Regions from separate parts of the Mus musculus genome. Here region 1 is linked to region 2. A link is a loop called in an ENCODE intact Hi-C map of the cell type or tissue named here. Cell type or tissue: left cerebral cortex. All regions are shown on one strand. Each heading gives the region's core, and the rest is flanking DNA. Links, peaks and the distances in the headings are about the cores only.

Region 1 (8,336 bases), core at 289-8,288, 260 kb before region 2:
GACTGTGGAGTGCCCAGCCCCAGCCCGCACATCTACAACACAACCCTACACCCAATGCCCAGAGAACACGGTGGAAGAAGACCAGGAATTCCGTCGTGGGACTGTGACATCTGCACCTGATTGGAAAGCTACGGCCAGGAAACTGCAACAGTATGGCAGCCTAAACAAACCATGAACAACGGCAGCACCAGCGGACATGCCGACATGGAAGGGGGACATCACACGACCCAACCCTTAGATGAAGAGTTACAGCAACCAAGGAACAACCGAGGGAGGGAGAACCAGTATCTGGGGATGCATGTGCTTAAAGTTTTAAAAACGAATTTTCTATAGTGAGATAATTTCCAGATTTAATTGAAAATGAGAATAAAACTCTCAGTGTATTTCAAAACACTTGTTGAGAAGTGAGTGTTTGCCACCTCCTGATCAATCCCTGGCTGTCAGCTTTAGAGCTCTTTGGAACTGTTCTCGGGGCAGCTGCACACTGCCATCGCCTGGACACCGACCCTAATTATAGATCCCTAGCATGACCAAGGAATCAGAAGCTTATTGTGGGAGCACGGAAGGCTTGGGGTTGTTTTGTTTTGTTTTGTTTTGAACCTGAGAGCTTCAGGGGATTTACCTGGAGGGGTCTGAGTAAGAGGCAAGGACCGTCTTGGGGGTAGATTTCTGCAACAGATGGTCCATGGGGCATGGTGAGCCTCAGGCTGTAGGCTGAAAACAGCATCAATCAGGATGCGTGTGAATCACTGAGTAATAGCTTGGCTTATGATACTTACATCTCAACCCATTGCTGGACAAAGCCATTAGTATAAAACATTTTCTGAGATAAAGTAAGATTAGAGGATGCCAAGAGGAGTAGAAAGTTTGCTGTTGTTTTCTTACAAGACATGTAAGAATTCTGTAGACAAAGGACTATAAAACAGTAAAATACAGTTTTTCCTTTGCATTTTTCTAATTTTTCTAATTTTACTTATTATATATTTACCTTTTAAACTTTATTCTACTATTTATGTATATTTACTTTTTATTTTATTTACTTTACTGCTTTTATATATTTACTTTTAGAATTCTACTTTTGTGGTCAGAGATATTATTTCATAAAATAAATCCATACCAGCAGACCAAAGGCTTGTTTTCTAAGCTTTTTAGTAAGTCATAGCTTAACAAGCAAGAGTGAGCTGAAATAATGAAGACACTTCATTCACTTGGGTGCTCTGAGCAAACCTTGTGCCACCTCCAAGAGTTGGAGAGGGGCTTGTTTGCGGTGGTTGCCTGTGGTCGTGGGGAGCAAGGGAGCATTCACACGGGGACACTCCATCTTCATTCCACCTGTTGCTTGCTTTGAAGTCTGGCTGTGACTGGGACCCATGCCTGAGAAGGGCTCATAGTGTTTGATAATCTGGACTCTTGTGGACTAGCGAGCTTCAACATTAACCAAGGACCAAGACAGAGGAGTCCCACACACTCAAGGAACACTATGAAAAATTGTACTGACTAAAGTTTCTTATCACAGTAAGTAGTTCTTGTCAGCACTCGGAGCTTTGAGCAATGTGAAGCAGGAGATGCCACTGTCATCGGCATGCATAACTCTTGCTCCTTTACAAGAGTGAGCGCCACCTTAGTTCCCTCCTGACTTCTCCTCACATTCCCTTCTGTCTTTCACAGAGACACATGGTGTTGAGCAATTTGGGATATCCTGTCTAATCGACCATTCAGTACAAGGCCAGCAACACTCACGCTTGATAGCTAGCAGGTCGTTGTGCACAGAATTGTGAGCTAGGGTAGAGACACATACACTTCCAACGATGGCTGCTGCCCAAGAGCCTTGATTCTTTTTTATTATTTCTTGCTGTGAAATATCTATAAAGATCAGCTATTTTCATCAGAGATGGAACTATGCCCACAGAATCAAATTAGTAAGAAGTCTTGATTGTCCGTGGGCCATGGGAGACCCAGAAAAGTGATTTCATAGTCACTGGAAAAGACACCCAAGGCAGTAATTTTAAATTTGGAATATACTCATTCAAATATAATCATAATCACTTGAGGAACTTGTTACAATCAAAACAGCAGATTCTCTATTCACGACCTTATATCATACATGCTATTCCAAGACTGGTGCCAGACCACCCCCATCAGAAGCAACACTGCAAAATGACTGCTTGATTTAATATAACACAACACCCACAGCTTCCAGACTCCCTCTGCCTCATTGTCCTAAGCAAATAAGCTTAAATTAAGATAATTTAACTTTTGTTACTAATCCATTAGCAACTTAAACTGTGAAAATTCAAATATAGCCAACAGCCACATTTCTAAGCATGGGACAAATACAATCAACTACCTCATGCTTTAAAGCACTGTCTATTGAGTGGTGGGGCCCACTTGCAGTTCCTGGCCGCTCCTGTCCAGTGCCCTTGTATCTATGATAAGCATGAGTCTCCCTCTGTCTTGCTCTCTGAAGCGCCCTGCTCATCACTGCTGCCTCCCCGTCCTCTAACTGAAGTGATCTTTCTTAAACTCTAAAATGCATGCTCTACAATCTAAAGCCACCAACTTCAAAGTTCTTATTTACCAGTAGAGGTCTGTCTACATGTTTTTAAAGGAACTCCTTTATGGCTTTTTAGTATTGAACTAGGCACCTCTGACCCCTCTCCCTCTCCCTCTCCCTCTCCCTCTCCCTCTCCCTCTCCCTCTCCCTCTCCCTCTCCCTCTCCCTCTCCCTCTCCCTCTCCCTCTCCCTCTCCCTCTCCCTCTCCCTCTCCCTCTCCCTCTCCCTCTCTCTCCCCTCCTCTGTGTGTGTGTGTGTGTGTGTGTGTGTGTGTGTGTGTGTGTGTATACCCATGCGCATGCGCACAAGCACACATCTATGTGATGTCTGTACAGGTACTTAAGAGTGTACGTGTGTATCAGCAAGGGTGTGCATGTACACGGTGTGTGTGTGAGTAGGCCAAAGATTAGCTTCAGATATCTTGCACTGTTGTTCTCCATCTTCTATTTTTGATACAAAGTCTCCCACTGAACTTGGAGCTCATCAATAAATCTAGCTCATCAATAAATCCCATCAATAAATGAGCTCTGCGGATTCACTTGTTTTGACTCCACCCACTCATTGCTAAGGTAACTCAGGTCCTCACGCATGAGCAGTAGACACTTTATCTACTAAGCTATCCCCAAGTCTGATGCTTTATTCTTGATCACCTTTCTCTTTAGTTACATTATCCACTTAGTAGCTCATGAGTATTTCTTCCCTTTTAATCTTCACAGAATTTTGTAAATTGTGCTCATTTTGTGGGTTTTGTTAAGCTAAACAGTATCAGGTAGTCTTCCCTGATTTTTCGGAGAAACCCAGGCACGTGGCTTGGAGGAAGTGCACTGTCCGCAGGCAAATAAAACGGTAGACCCCTGATTCTCCCGGGAATGGGCAGTTCTTCTTGTTGGGCACAAGGTGGCAGGCTGTATCTATGTTCCTCATCCTTTGAAAGGCAACTAGGAGAGGCTAAACCTGTCCGTTTTGGAGACCATGCAAGGTTACTTTTCAGTGAGGATGGTCCTGCTGAAACACGAGAGCGGAGAGAACGAGCAGCCTGTCTGATGGGGGAGGGTCCTGTGGGCTTCTGCAGGACTGGATCTGTACACGTGTGTATTTAAGAACAGCACATTGTGAAGGCGTTCCAGTTCCCTTACAAGGCAGCAGATATAACCCTTGCAGGTGCCTTGAAGGGCTGTTCATGTGTGCTCAAACATGGGGAAGGGGGAACACTCTAACAAGGGAACTGTCCCCTAGAAAACAGAGAAGTCAGGACCTGGACCTAAGACAGCATCTGCTTTCTCCACCGACTTAGCTTTCTCTTGCCATCTCAAGAGTTTCCATGTGCTCAGACCGTTCCTGTGTAAAAGATGCTGAGCTGTTTTCAACTTATTCAATTACAATTTAAATTCAGCTTTAATTCCTTTACTTAATTGCCTTCAGAGTGCTTTGTGGAGGTGGTGGTCAAAATTAATTTTTTATTAAAACAGAGAGAGTACGAGGAATCAAAACGCAGATGCTGCACCAAACATGCTGGTTAGGGTGTCTGCTGTTTGAGAGTCTAAAGGGACAGGAGAAAAAAAATACCCACATTCCTTTATGTTGGCTCCATCCCTCCTTGGCATCCCTTCCCTTGATGCTCCTCATTTAGGAGAGATGTTAGAATGGAAGAGTGTATTAGTGATGACTTTAAAGCAGGCATCAGGGACAATACTACATCAATGTCTGACATAGGGAGAGCTGGTTTTCTGGCAGACAAGATGCTCAGAGCAGGAAATAACGTATCAAGGCACTTGTGACAGAGCTGACTCAGTGGCTCCCACTCACTCTGTTTCTCCCTCATGGCCACATGTTGGCTACTGCACACCCAGACAGAAGGCCCATGCTAAGCCAAGGAGAAGGCACAAGAAAAGAGGAACGGAGCACTAGCCAGGTACAAGTTTTCTCTTGCCGCGAGACAAAAGCTTTCCTCAGCAGCAGACAGCAGTCTCATCGTCAGACCATCTTGGGAGGAAAACATTAATGCTAAACAGAAATAGAACCAGGGATACTTTGGGAGAGTTCAGTGAATATTATATTGAACCAGATTTTGACTGTCTCCCCATCCCCCACAACACTTCCTACATCCTATTCTCCTCTCTAAATGAAGAAAGAACCAGCAAAATGTGATTAACATTTGATTTGCTTCAGTAATTAAACTTGCCTCATAGGACACAGTAAATGCAGACAGAGGAAAGATCACTGACAGGCCATGAAATCCCAGATCAGAGTGACGCTTTCAAGCTTTGTCCAGGGGATTCGGTCCACACACCTTACCTCTTTGCTGTAGGCGGACTAACCTTGTTATCTCTTAATTCTTCCCATACCACCAACAGTCAGTTGCCTGTAGATCATGTAATTACACACCACCATAGAGCAAGCATATTTATTTTCATGTCTGAAGAGCAAATGATGACGTATCAAGGCACTTGTGACATTCACAGACTATTTTAATGTGTCGCCTGTCCAAATATTACCTATTATACAAATTCTTATGAAAGTTTTTATTGAAAAAAGCATTAGAACTTTGAGTAGAAATTCTTATAACCACCATTAAAATAGCACAATGTCCTGGAGGGGACCAGGTCTGTTGGCTTGCTCAGTTCCTGCTGTGCCCTCTCTTCCTCCAGGACTAGAGCAGGGGACTGGTTCAATCCCAGGGACTAGTCACCATGACTCTCACTAGAACTCCCACTGGATGACGACTCGCTGCTGTCTCTTTGGCGGGTGCTAGCGCGCCTGTGGGAATTGGGTCTTCTCGAAGGCCAGGAGCCTCTCCGCTGTGACATCCCTTTATTCGGTGTAAGATTATTTTGTCCATGGAACACATAATGGTTTTCTTCACTTTTAACCTCATTACTAAGACTGTGAGAGGGCAGAGCAGGGCCCTGGCTTTTGCCTTTACCTGGAAATCTTTGGCTTGCAGTCAAGGTTAATTGGTTCCCTTTGGACTCTTCTGCATCTTTGCTAGAGCTACCTTTGCTGCTCTTGGGGATTTCGTTGTAACCAGCTCTCCCTGCATGCTCCACGCCCCCCTTTACCTTTTCTCTCGAGGCCACTTGTGGATAGTGAAATTCTACTTTCCCTTGATGAGCATTTTGGCTGCCGGCATTAATTCTGTTTCCTTCTTTTCCGGGGAGTTCCCTGAAATTGGTGCTGCCTGTGATTTCATTGCTGCCCCCCACAAGGCTCCCACCTGCAGAGCCTGCCCCCTGTGCAGCTTTGTCTCTGGTTGCATAGGCACTGCCACCATGTCCTTCTCTCCCCGGGATCTCATTAGAGCCTAGTCCACTCATATGTGGGTCAATAACTTCAGCTTTGCTGGAGCCTGAGAGGGGGCGACTAGTTGAGCTTTCAGGACCAGACCCAGCACCTCCTTTGCCAGGAATGTGCATAAAATGTTGCCCATCTCCACTGAAAGGGGGGACATCATTATCTCCCCTCACTAGAAGATCTGGGGAGCCACTGCCTTCAAGGTCACTGGGAGTCTTCTTGATCTGTGGGAGATGTGTCAGGTAGTGAGTGCTCCGTCGGGTCTGGCGGGTGTGTTTGGTGTGTTTGCTTTTGACCGGGCTGCTCTGGGTTAGCAGATAACTCTCTTGATTCTTTATGTCTTTTAAGGAGACTTTAGCATCATTGACATCTGCTGGAATTACGCTTAGAACACTCTGAGGTCTCTTCTCCTGGTTTCCTTCCCTCCGTAGTTCGGCCCCAGTCACTAGACTCTTTACAGGCTGCGTGATATTTCTGAGGAGGGCAGCACCATACCTGTCCTGGCCAGGCGGGTGAAGGAGAGCACCTTGCCCATCCTCTGTGCCTTCATCCACCGTGGGATCAGGATACACAGATGCTGCCAAGTCCTTGTGAATGCTGTCTTGATTGCCGCAGCTGCTCCTGTCTTCATTCGGCATCTGTGGATTTACAGAAAGATTTGGAGTTTTACTACTTGGTTATATTCATTGGTTTCAAACTAGACAAGTCTTTCTCTCTCTTTTGTTTTCTGGGTAATGATTTCTTTCAGAGTTGACTCATGATCAAAATGGTGAAAGGCAATACTTACTTTCCTTTTAGATAAAGTAAAAAAAAAGAGCGTAAAGTGATTATTTTATGTTAAGTTTAAAAAACCCTATAATTCATAAGAAGTATTAAAACCTATTATATATATAAATTATATTTAATGTATAAAATATATTTAATGTAAAGTCTACAACTCAATAGGGATGGAAGGAGCTATGCAGCTTTCATGGAAGAGTAAGACTGAGGTAGATTTGATGGGAAGGTAAGAGTCAAATACTCAGAAGCAAAACAATGTGAATCTTTTAAGACTAAGTGGTAGGACCAATGTATTTTTGACACGCTTCAACAGGCGCGCTTCCCTTGAGCTTGTTAACATCTTGGTTATGATAACTAAAAATAAGAATAGATGAAAGCGTCTATACGGAGCAAAAGAGGATTCAGCTGGAAGCTTACACCTTTGGGAGGTGAGGAAGATCACAAAGACGCTGATCAGGAGTGTGGGGGCCATGGTGAACTGCATCAGATGAGATAACCGACAAAATATTTAATACGTCTGGGCACCGTGTGTGTCAGATGCACATGTGAGCTGCCCTGTGAGTGCACAAAAACAAACCCTGATCCTCTGGGAGAGAAGTAAGTGTCTTGGCTATTGAATCATCTCTCCAGCCCCCAAATGGTCCCAATCTCTCACTCCAGTGCAGGCTGAAGTAACTGTGCTATAGGAGGGCTCAGGTATCTCAGCAGCTGCCATCCCTCTTTGGACTGGATGAGCTGGGGAGACATGTGACCCAGGGAAGCACGTGACCCGGGAAGCACGTGACCCGGGGATGCTACTTTGCTTCTTTGGGCATCAAATTTTTCATTATAAAATAAGAAAATAAACACATTTTGGGATTTAAAAAAGATATACTCATGTTAAGAGATACAATGCAGGTAAGGTATCTAGCACAGATCTCTCACTAACCAAGTTCTATATAAATGATAGCAGCTACCGTTTGTGCAAGGCTGTGTGGTGCCTGCCTTTGGTGGAATGCTAGCTTGCTTCCCCAGATAGTGATAAGAGACTCATTTCCTCATAGGACTCACAGCTGTCCTTCCAGTCTCTAGAAGTTATTGAATTGTGTGTAGTGGCAGGGAATTGTGGACTCGTTCTTGACTGTGTTCTGCAACCTGTGGCCTCTGATCGAATGTGACCTAAAATGGGGTTTTGATGTCCCCCAGTCTCTAATTAAGAATACTGTGTGTGTGTGTCTCGCATGTGTGCATGCGTGCCTGCGTTGCAGCGTGGGGAGTACCTGAGTGTGTCATACCCGTGTATCAGTGTTAGAGAATAACTTGTGAGTGTCTGAACTCCCCTTCCACCATGTCAGCTCTGGTGGCAGAGCTCAGGTTGACTGGGGTGGCAGCCATTTCTGAGCCATCTTACTGGGCATCCTCTGCCTTAAAATGCACCCAATTAAGTGTTGGGAGCTTTAAGACTGTTGCCTCTGCAGACGCTTGAACTGCAGGTAAGGGTAATTTGAGGAAGTCCCTTTTAGTCTGGGAGAACTTGTTAGTATGAAGTCTCCAAAATCTCCCAAAATTCTCCATTTGTTTTCATTGTAAAATACAATTATTAATGAATTTCACATGGGAAGGATGATACCACTACACACGATCTTTTATAGCCCCAAGCCTATTCTGAAAATAGGATTTTGTTATGAGAAGAAAAAAAAAAAAAGGATCTGGACTGATTTACTTTTGACCA
Region 2 (8,336 bases), core at 146-8,145:
AGAGAATCGGAACTTTCCATCCACCTCACCTGCTTTAACCGCTTCAGAAATACGAGCAGCCATGACACTATACATTCATATGTAGCAAAACATTTGTTTGCATGTGAGAGAAGACAATGGTAGTAATTACTTCTTGGTGATATATATATGAGCCAGGCACTTAATATTAACTTAGGAAATGAAACTTTAAAATTAAGTAGAGTCAATGTCTATAAAAGACTGTCCTGTCTGGGGACAGTTAGCCACCATGGCAATGTCACTCTGTGCATCTGCGTTTATAATTGATAATTATAAACTATTAAAAAAACAATGTTCATATTGTCCATAATACCTTATGCATGCTGAGGAAGTGAGATACTGCTCTTTTGAGATAAATATGCCTCCTTTTCAGTGTCTTGATGTCCTAATAAAAAATCTATAAAACCTCAAATGTCTCCTCAAGATTATTTCCGGTTTTTAAACAGTCAAATGTAAAAGACCAGCCCAGGGCTTACATTAGAGCATAAAACAGAACTGTGCTTGCTTACTAGTGAAAATAAAAAGTGCTTTTAAAGGAAAGATAGAGGTGTTTTCTGTGGCAAATGCATTGTTACAAATTGTGAATGTGCTTTGTCACTATGTAAGATGTCATGGGGAGAAAGGGGAATGAGTTGAATTCAATTGCTTGTTAGCCAAGTTCAGTTTAAAATGTAGGTGATTCTACACTGCTTTTTCCAACCAATTCAAAACTCTGTGCAGTAGGGCATGTGTGTCGGAAAGACAGAGATCTGAAAACTCCCTGTATTTCACTTCTCAAAGTGAAAGGGAGAGACAAGGAACTGTGGGGTGGCCATGACGGCCACCACTGTGAGAGAGCAGCAGTACGCCTGAGGCCCGATTGTGGCTTAGAAATGTGTGCTTCTAGTTGGGCTTTCCTGTTATGCTACAAATGTGGGTATAAAAGTACAATTATATAATTATAATGACATACTTATATATTAATTATTTATATTTAATATGAATATATTATACATAATATATTATATACTAATATATAATATAAATATACATTATATACTATATATTATATAATTATAAAAGCACCATATGGTATTCCAATAACTGAATCAAGGCACCAAAAGTTCCTCGAATCCATTTTATTCTGCTTTTATAATGTTTATAATGTAGTTTTTCTATTGAAATCGAAGCTATCAATACAAATATCTTCAGTCGTTTTTATATTTTATGAGACCAATAAGTCACTTGTTCTTTAACTAAAACCACACCAAACCATTGTCCTTTCTAGATAGTTAGGTTCAACTTGACTAGCCAAAATCTATTTATTTTACCAAATAGGAAATTAATTCTAAGCTTCAGACCACATTTACCAAAGTTTCTTAATTAGAATCCATCTTTAGAAGCTAAGTTTTAGAAACTACACTTTATAATTATACCAACATGTCACTAAGACCTAAATTTTGTTTCACTCTCAGGCAACTTTGTAAAAATGCTTCAAAAATAAGGAAAACTGATTTTAATATTGTCAAGGATGCCGTATGAACATTTACTTTTAAAAATTATGCGAAAATCATTTTCATTTTTCAAATGAAAATCCTAAGAACGGAGATGTTCAAATCTTACACAAACCTAAGAACTCCACATCCAGACCTAGAAGACAGGTCACAGAAGCACATTCGTGTTCATGGCGGCTAGCTTTTAATAATCAGTTGGCTATGATAAAGAATTGCTCTGATCCCAGCCAAGGAGATGAAGCCATCTTCTTAGTAATCAGTCTTTAAGTCTATCTCTATAATTGTGATCTTTGAGGAAGCTGAGTTCCTGGTCTGAAGCCAATTGCTCGGTTCAGCATTGAATTGGTGAGTCACATTGCCCATGACCATGTAGGCATTAGTGATACAGCTTAAATACTAGCTAGATGGCGGGATGTCAGTCCACACTGCTTCCCGAATCTGTCGCTCCAAGGACCATTTGAAACACAGGTAATTAAAGCGATATAATTTATTACTGTCCAAAGTATGTGGGATATTCTTGGGTTGAGTAGCTCAATGATCCACCATGTCCACTTACTAAAATAAGAAAGGAATTTTTGAGGTTGGATCCTGAAAATCAGTCAAGGAAAAGCATGAGACAGGAAAGGAAGTCCAAGCCCAATGAAAATGGCACAAACTCAGCCTGAGTTAAGCTTAAGTATGTCGGTCGCAGCAGCTGGTAGATAATCCGTAGATGGATAGAACTTGCCTCAAATGTCGGGGACCAGTCTTTATAAAAATATGGTGAAGCCGTTCTTTCGTAACCAAACTCCATAGTACAGCGATGTAGCTTAAAATTGCAGTGGGTAAGTTAATTCTAAATAAATATGATTTTACAAGCGTTAAGGTTTACTTCAGAAATGTTGGTTCCAAAGGGCAGAACAGACCTCCTTCAGTGGCTTTATCGAGTTTACTCATGTTATCTTTATTCTTATCACCCTACTATGCCTTGCAAATTTTTCTCAGATGATTTCCTTCCTAAAGGACTGTAATTGTCAACAGCACCCAGGGCATACGGACTGGTCAGTCTAACGAAGGCACACACTTTTTCTGTGCATTCTGTAAAAATTGTTCTCACCTTTTAGCCGTGATGGCCACATCCTCACAGGAGCAGTAAAGTCAAAAGATCTGCACAGATCACAGTCTCAAGTCACTTCAAGGGCAGCACAGCTGGATGTAGGCAGAACTAGAAGGTGTAAGGAGGGGGTGGGGGAGTGTGGGTGGGATGCCAGGTGATATAGCAAGCCAGAGAATGTCTAATCTAAAAGCTTTGTAGGTTTTCCAAGCTTAAAAATAAAAAAATGCAAGTGTACAGGCAGGATTTCGCCTGACCACTGTCACATGTCTACCTCAATCATCCGTTCACTATGGAAACAGGGTGAGGAAGGAAACTAGCCGCTCACCTAGTCCTTCACCTCCAGATCCTCCCTTCAGAATGCAGCTTTTCCTCCTGGCCGCCCTGCTGAGCGCTGCAGCTGCTCTGCCAATCCCTGTAAGTACATGGCGGCGCTTCCCTCAGCCACCACAGGGAAAGCCTTCAGATTTCTGGGCTAGGAAGTATCTTTACAGTTGGCAGGAGAGGAAAGTGGATTTTGGGAATGTGTCGGGGTCCGGGGTCCATAATCTCCCCGGGTCTAAGGCTCTGTGTGTCAAAGCTCAGCTTCTGCAGACAGTTGCTACATGGGTGGACCTTAGGCAGGAACTAACTCATGCTTTCCCTGTCAAATGAGTCAGAACAAGTCCAGAGTGTATAAATGATTAAAAATGGTTCTAAAACACTTAAAAATCCTACTTGCAACAGAAAGCTTTTAGCAATATAAAACAAGTACTCTACAGGGACTCAGGTGGGAAGTTAGCAGTCGAGCTGAGCTTTCTTTATTCTGCCCTACATCATCCAGCGTAAAGGCTTCTCGCAAAGATGCCCAACTTGACCTGTCAGACTTGATTTTACAAAGAGGAATATTTAAGACTACTCGCACTAGTTCTAAGCTAATAGTAAACAAAGTTATGTCTGAGATACACAGCTCAGGAGCATGACAACTCATTATAGTAGTACATTTGGATGTCTTTTCTGAACCATCTTGGAAAAAGAGGTTTGGATAACAACCTATGCCCTAGTGCAGTGTGCCCAGATATTGTATTAGATCAGCGTCTCTCCTTGCACCATTAATAAGAACTGTTGGTGGAATACACTCTTGGTAGAGCTGGAGCTCAAACGCAGGGCACTGCACATTCAGGGCATTTTCTCTCTTGCCCAGTTACATCCCCAGCCCAGACAAGCATTACCGTCCTACCTACCAAATGAGAGACGCTGCTTGTTTCTATAGGAACTCTGTGCTAATGAGACTGTTGCAGCATACACACTTCACTATGTTCCAGTCTGTGATTTCTTTAACTGTGAGCATCTCTGAAACACTTATTGTCTCACCCACGGCGTGGCAGCGCGTCATGACCACTTAACAGCAACACTTGCTCTGCTCCGTGAAATAATGGTGCATTTTATGACACCACTTTGAACACATAAGACCTAGCGATAAAACACCACCAGCTGAACCTTTCGTTGTGCACTGACTACAGTCACACTCTCCGCATCTGTAATAAGTGAGACCCGTAGGGACAACTTACATTTATTGTAGATAGTGTCCAGCACCAGTTAAGCATAAAACCCTCTCCCATGCACATTTTTGCAACAAGGGGACTTTCAAAGGAATGAGAGATTATTCAGAGGTTATAGGGAGACGACAGAATTTAAGTTCAGACTCATACTCCCACCACTTTGAACTTCTTTATACCGAAAGCAAGTCTAGAGCCGTACTGATGCTAAATATACCAGTGTAAGGCATGTATACCTTGCCAACATATGGTGTGTAATCATAAGAACTTTTGGGAGTAAAATTTTAAAGCCAAGAAATGAGTGGCATTGTAAGTCATTGAACAAAAATCAACTCAGCATTTCCCTGTTAAATATGAAGCTTACTTCAGACGTGGATGCAAGGCTGTAGGCAGAATGCCCCACAGGACACTTTTAGGCTGTTCTCATGTAAAATAAAACGACTTGCTGGATAACGGATACAGCTTCCAGCTGCTTCACCGTGTTGCTTTTCTTGTCTTCAAGCTTGGACAATCCGGAGGAAGTTCCAGTGAACAGGTACACTGTACTTCAAACGGCACATTCGCCACTTAAAAGCTGTCAAGTTCGCAATCGGAACGGCTCACGCTGTGTTTCTGTTTACAGAGATTTAACTTGTACGCACCACAAATCCTGCCTTTCTTCCCTCCGTTTCCCCTTCCGCAGGCTCCTCTGGTAAGTCGGGTGTTGGGAGTCTCAAGTCCATCAGCTGGGCGATGGTTATCACACTTTCCAAGGAAAAGAAATCCATGGTGTATGGTGGAAGCTCTTCCTTCCCACCAGCAGAGGGCAGCCGCGAGCGGAAGGTGCACCCGTGCAGAGAACACGGGAGATATTGGCTTAAAAAAAAAAAATGAACACTGGACACAAGGCCAATCCCTGGGCACTTAGTATAATCAATCAAGCAAAAATAATTACAGCTTCTAAAAGGAAAATAGCATATCCGACCCAGAGCTCTGTGAGGACAGCGGTCTAGAGGTATAAACCTATTCAGCGCACGCACACCGAACACCAAGAGGCTGAAGGGAATAAAGAACAGAAAACATCAAGGGAAACAGGCATGACTTGTCTCACTCCAAATCACCCTTTCGTTCCTTTTTTTTTTTTTCTAGATCCCGATTCCCTTTCCCTTCCCTTTTGATCCAAATCAGGTATGTGTACTTAAAACCTCCCTTAAGAAGATACTTAAATGACTAAAGCTGATAACCTTTGTTTGATTTAAAGAACTTAATGGACAATTCCCTCATATCTCTGAGCTGAAGTGGCTATGCTGTGTATTATACCATATCATCCAATGTTTAAATACTATTGGAACTGTGAGAGGAAACCATTGGCTCTTTCCTGACCAGTTTCCCCTAAGTATAACTCAGCGAGCATGTGTGAGTTATCATCACAGGTTGTCGTCACAAGATGTCCCCCGCTGTGCTGAGATTCCCACAAGGCACACTGTGGAGTGCACATTTCCAAAGGTGTGGGAGGGGTTGTAAACTATCAGTGAGAGGAATTAATGAAGGCTAGGGGGTCTTAAAACTATGTTTCCGGCCCATTGGACTTGCAAACTTTATATGCCCCAGTACAGGGGAACGCCAGGGCCAAAAAGGGGGAGTGGGTGGGTAGGGGGCTGGGGGGTGGGTGGGTATGGGGGACCTTTGGGATAGCATTGAAAATGTAAATGAGGAAAAGACCTAATTAAAACAAAACAAAACAAAAAAAAAAAAAAACTATGTTTCCATTTACCAGGCTAATTCAAAGTTGTAACTCTAAGTTGAACCGCTAAATTGTAACTCTTGGTTTGTTCTCTTTCTTTTATTCAAGGTTCTGACACCTAATCAGCTTCTGGAGGTAAATATATTCTGCTCTGTCCATCTATGGGGTCTTTAAGAATACAGCATCTAATAGCATATAACTGAGCCAGTTCATTCTGGAAACCACTGCACGGATTCAGTTCATCTTGACCCACAGGCAGGGCACCTGGTAAATCCAAAGGCCAAAACAAAGGCCAGTGTACGAGAAGAGTTCTTTCCATTCACTCAGTTCTAACGTGACAAGACAAGGTCATTATTACTGATGCGAGTTAAGTGAAAAAGCGAGGGGTCAGAAAACCTAGAGGAACAGAATAAAGTGCTTTAGGAAGAGAAGGTAGATTCCAATACTAAGGAATTGGCACAGCGTGTAATATGTGAAACCTTATCAAATCTAAACCCCAAAGGAGGTTTGCTTGTTTGTTTTTGAGACAAGCTCTCTATAGTCCTTGGTAGCCTAGAACTTAATATGTAGACCGGGCTGGTCTCAATTTCTAAGATATCTGTCTCTGCCTCTACCTCTCTGTCTCTCTGTCTCTCTGCCTCTCTGCCTCTCTCTCTGGGTCTTTCTCTCTGCCTCTCTCTCTGTGACTGATTACTGGTGATTATAACGTCACCAAGTGGGTCTTCCAGTTGGAGCCCAGCTGCAGGGGCACCCAGCATCCTGTGCTGGGAAACTAGATCTTCATGTTACCTGTAGACTTGATCCAGCTTCGTGGCTTTGCTCAGTTCGCCAGCATGGACAGCAATGACCTGCCTGACCTCTGAATGTGTGCTCGCTTCAGAGAATCTGACTCACTCAAGTTGCCAGGGGCCTTCTTAGAGGATCCCAACAATACTTAGGGAGCTAATCGCTCTTCTCTTCCCTCTCCATATCCCTCCCTCCTCCCCTCCTCACCCCTTTCTCACCCTCCCCCACACTCAGTACTCAGAATGTTGCTTATACATAAGAACGCAGAGGTTGGTTTCACTATTCCTAGTGTTCTGGGGCAGGCAGCTTTGTACATAACGGGGATAATGGATCACCATTAGTCCAATCCAATCTCTTGAAGAAGCTGCTGAGCTCTACAGGAAGCTGCAGAGCAACACATCTCCAGTGGAACAGCTGTGTAAGCAAATCAGCAAGACAAAGCCCCATTCATAGCTTTGCAGCAGGAAACCATTCAACAGGACATTCCCATCTCCAACCAGAGTGCCGCTTACTCAAAGTGGACGGGGGGGGGGGGGGGGGGGGGGGGGGGGGGGGGGGGGGGGGGTCTTCAGCTTTCTCACTTTCAAATGCAGTAAATGCAGTGAGAAGGTAGAGGAAAGTAGTTCCATAAATCAAAGGAATTTGAATTATCTTCAATCTTGTACACATCAAGTATGATTTCCAATGAAACATTCACGTACAAAACATTTCCGCTGACACATGTGCTAGGATGAATATAAATTGGAAGGCAAACCCACCGAGACTACTTACCCCTTTCTTCTTTTACAGTTAATCACTTCTATTTTGAACCAACTGCAGGTAAATCTTATTTTCATAAACAACAAAGTCACTAAGTGAACTCTGGTTAGTATTTAACTTTTTTTTTCCCCTTATTTTTCTAGGGCTTCCTTGGGGTAAGATTTTATTTCTGGTTCTATTGATAAAGGTGACATCCATTGTCAGGGAAGGGGGAGAATAACTCCTCTAAATCAACCCAATGCCTTAAGCCAATCACAGTGCATGGTGTTATGAATTCAGTTCCCAGACCTTTAAGATCAGAATCTCTGCATCTCTAACAGTAAGTATCTTTTCACAAGGCAGGTTTCACAAGGTTTAAGATTGTAGACATCAGCACAACCTTAGGTCGTGAACTCTCAGGTACTTACATTTACCTTGGGCTTGCTTCCGGCGACTGGACAACTCACAGCAGCAGACTGAGGAAAGCCTACTGTAAAATTACCAAACACAGCCATGGTCTGACCTCAAGGCAATGCCCAAACCCAATTTTAAGGGGGAAAAGTGTGTTTTCACCCACCAGCCTTCCTAGTAATAAGTTTCACTGCTCTGGAATATTACTCATACTTTTTATTTACCACTATGAAGACTCCCCTCTGTCAGGCCTCCACACACCATGTGGAAGAAACTACCTTCTATTTAATACAAGATCCTTAGGGCTTCAGTTTCTTGGCATTCACAGATCACCAAAGCACAAAGCCAGTCGCCCGATCACACCAGTATTTCAACATCAACAACAAAAGAATCCTAAGATGGGAGAGGCTGAGGGGAGGTGGGAGAGGAAATGAAAATGTCTCAGATCCTCACAGTAAATGAATGTACTGTCTACCTCAACAGAGATAAGCTTCACTACTACATCAGAAGGCTCGCACAGTGAGTACAATCTCCAA

What was found. Peaks named below come from ENCODE experiments on the same cell type or tissue, not always from the same donor. Only the 100,000 strongest peaks of a DNase experiment are listed, where the experiment ranks them.
Region 1: it touches region 2 in a loop (4-fold over the local background); 20 of 42 quality-filtered maps call a loop at or near these places.

What each region holds. Positions count from the first base shown.
Region 1 is chr5:104,335,221-104,343,556 of GRCm38, reverse strand. It overlaps Mepe (matrix extracellular phosphoglycoprotein with ASARM motif (bone)), which reads right to left. Exons shown (of 3, transcript NM_053172.2): 3 at 4,946-6,483. The coding sequence ends at 5,236. Among named protein-coding and RNA genes, the nearest start is that of Mepe, 14 kb to the right of the region's middle. In left cerebral cortex, for the core only: CTCF peaks have their summits at 482 and 3,432 (motif pointing right); DNase peaks (open chromatin) are centred at 3,162, 3,466, 4,357, 6,399 and 1 more place; H3K4me3 peaks cover 212 bases.
Region 2 is chr5:104,071,202-104,079,537 of GRCm38, reverse strand. It overlaps Gm17660 (predicted gene, 17660), which reads left to right and starts at 1,930. Exons shown (of 10, transcript NM_001163772.1): 1 at 1,930-1,979; 2 at 2,951-3,021; 3 at 4,645-4,677; 4 at 4,765-4,833; 5 at 5,271-5,309; 6 at 5,974-6,000; 7 at 7,441-7,470; 8 at 7,554-7,565; 9 at 8,284-8,319. The coding sequence starts at 2,965. The coding sequence ends at 8,289. It overlaps Sparcl1 (SPARC-like 1), which reads left to right. Exons shown (of 11, transcript NM_010097.4): 11 at 1-430. In left cerebral cortex, for the core only: CTCF peaks have their summits at 3,049 and 4,930 (motif pointing right); DNase peaks (open chromatin) are centred at 3,092, 3,890, 4,916 and 7,040; H3K4me3 peaks cover 351 bases.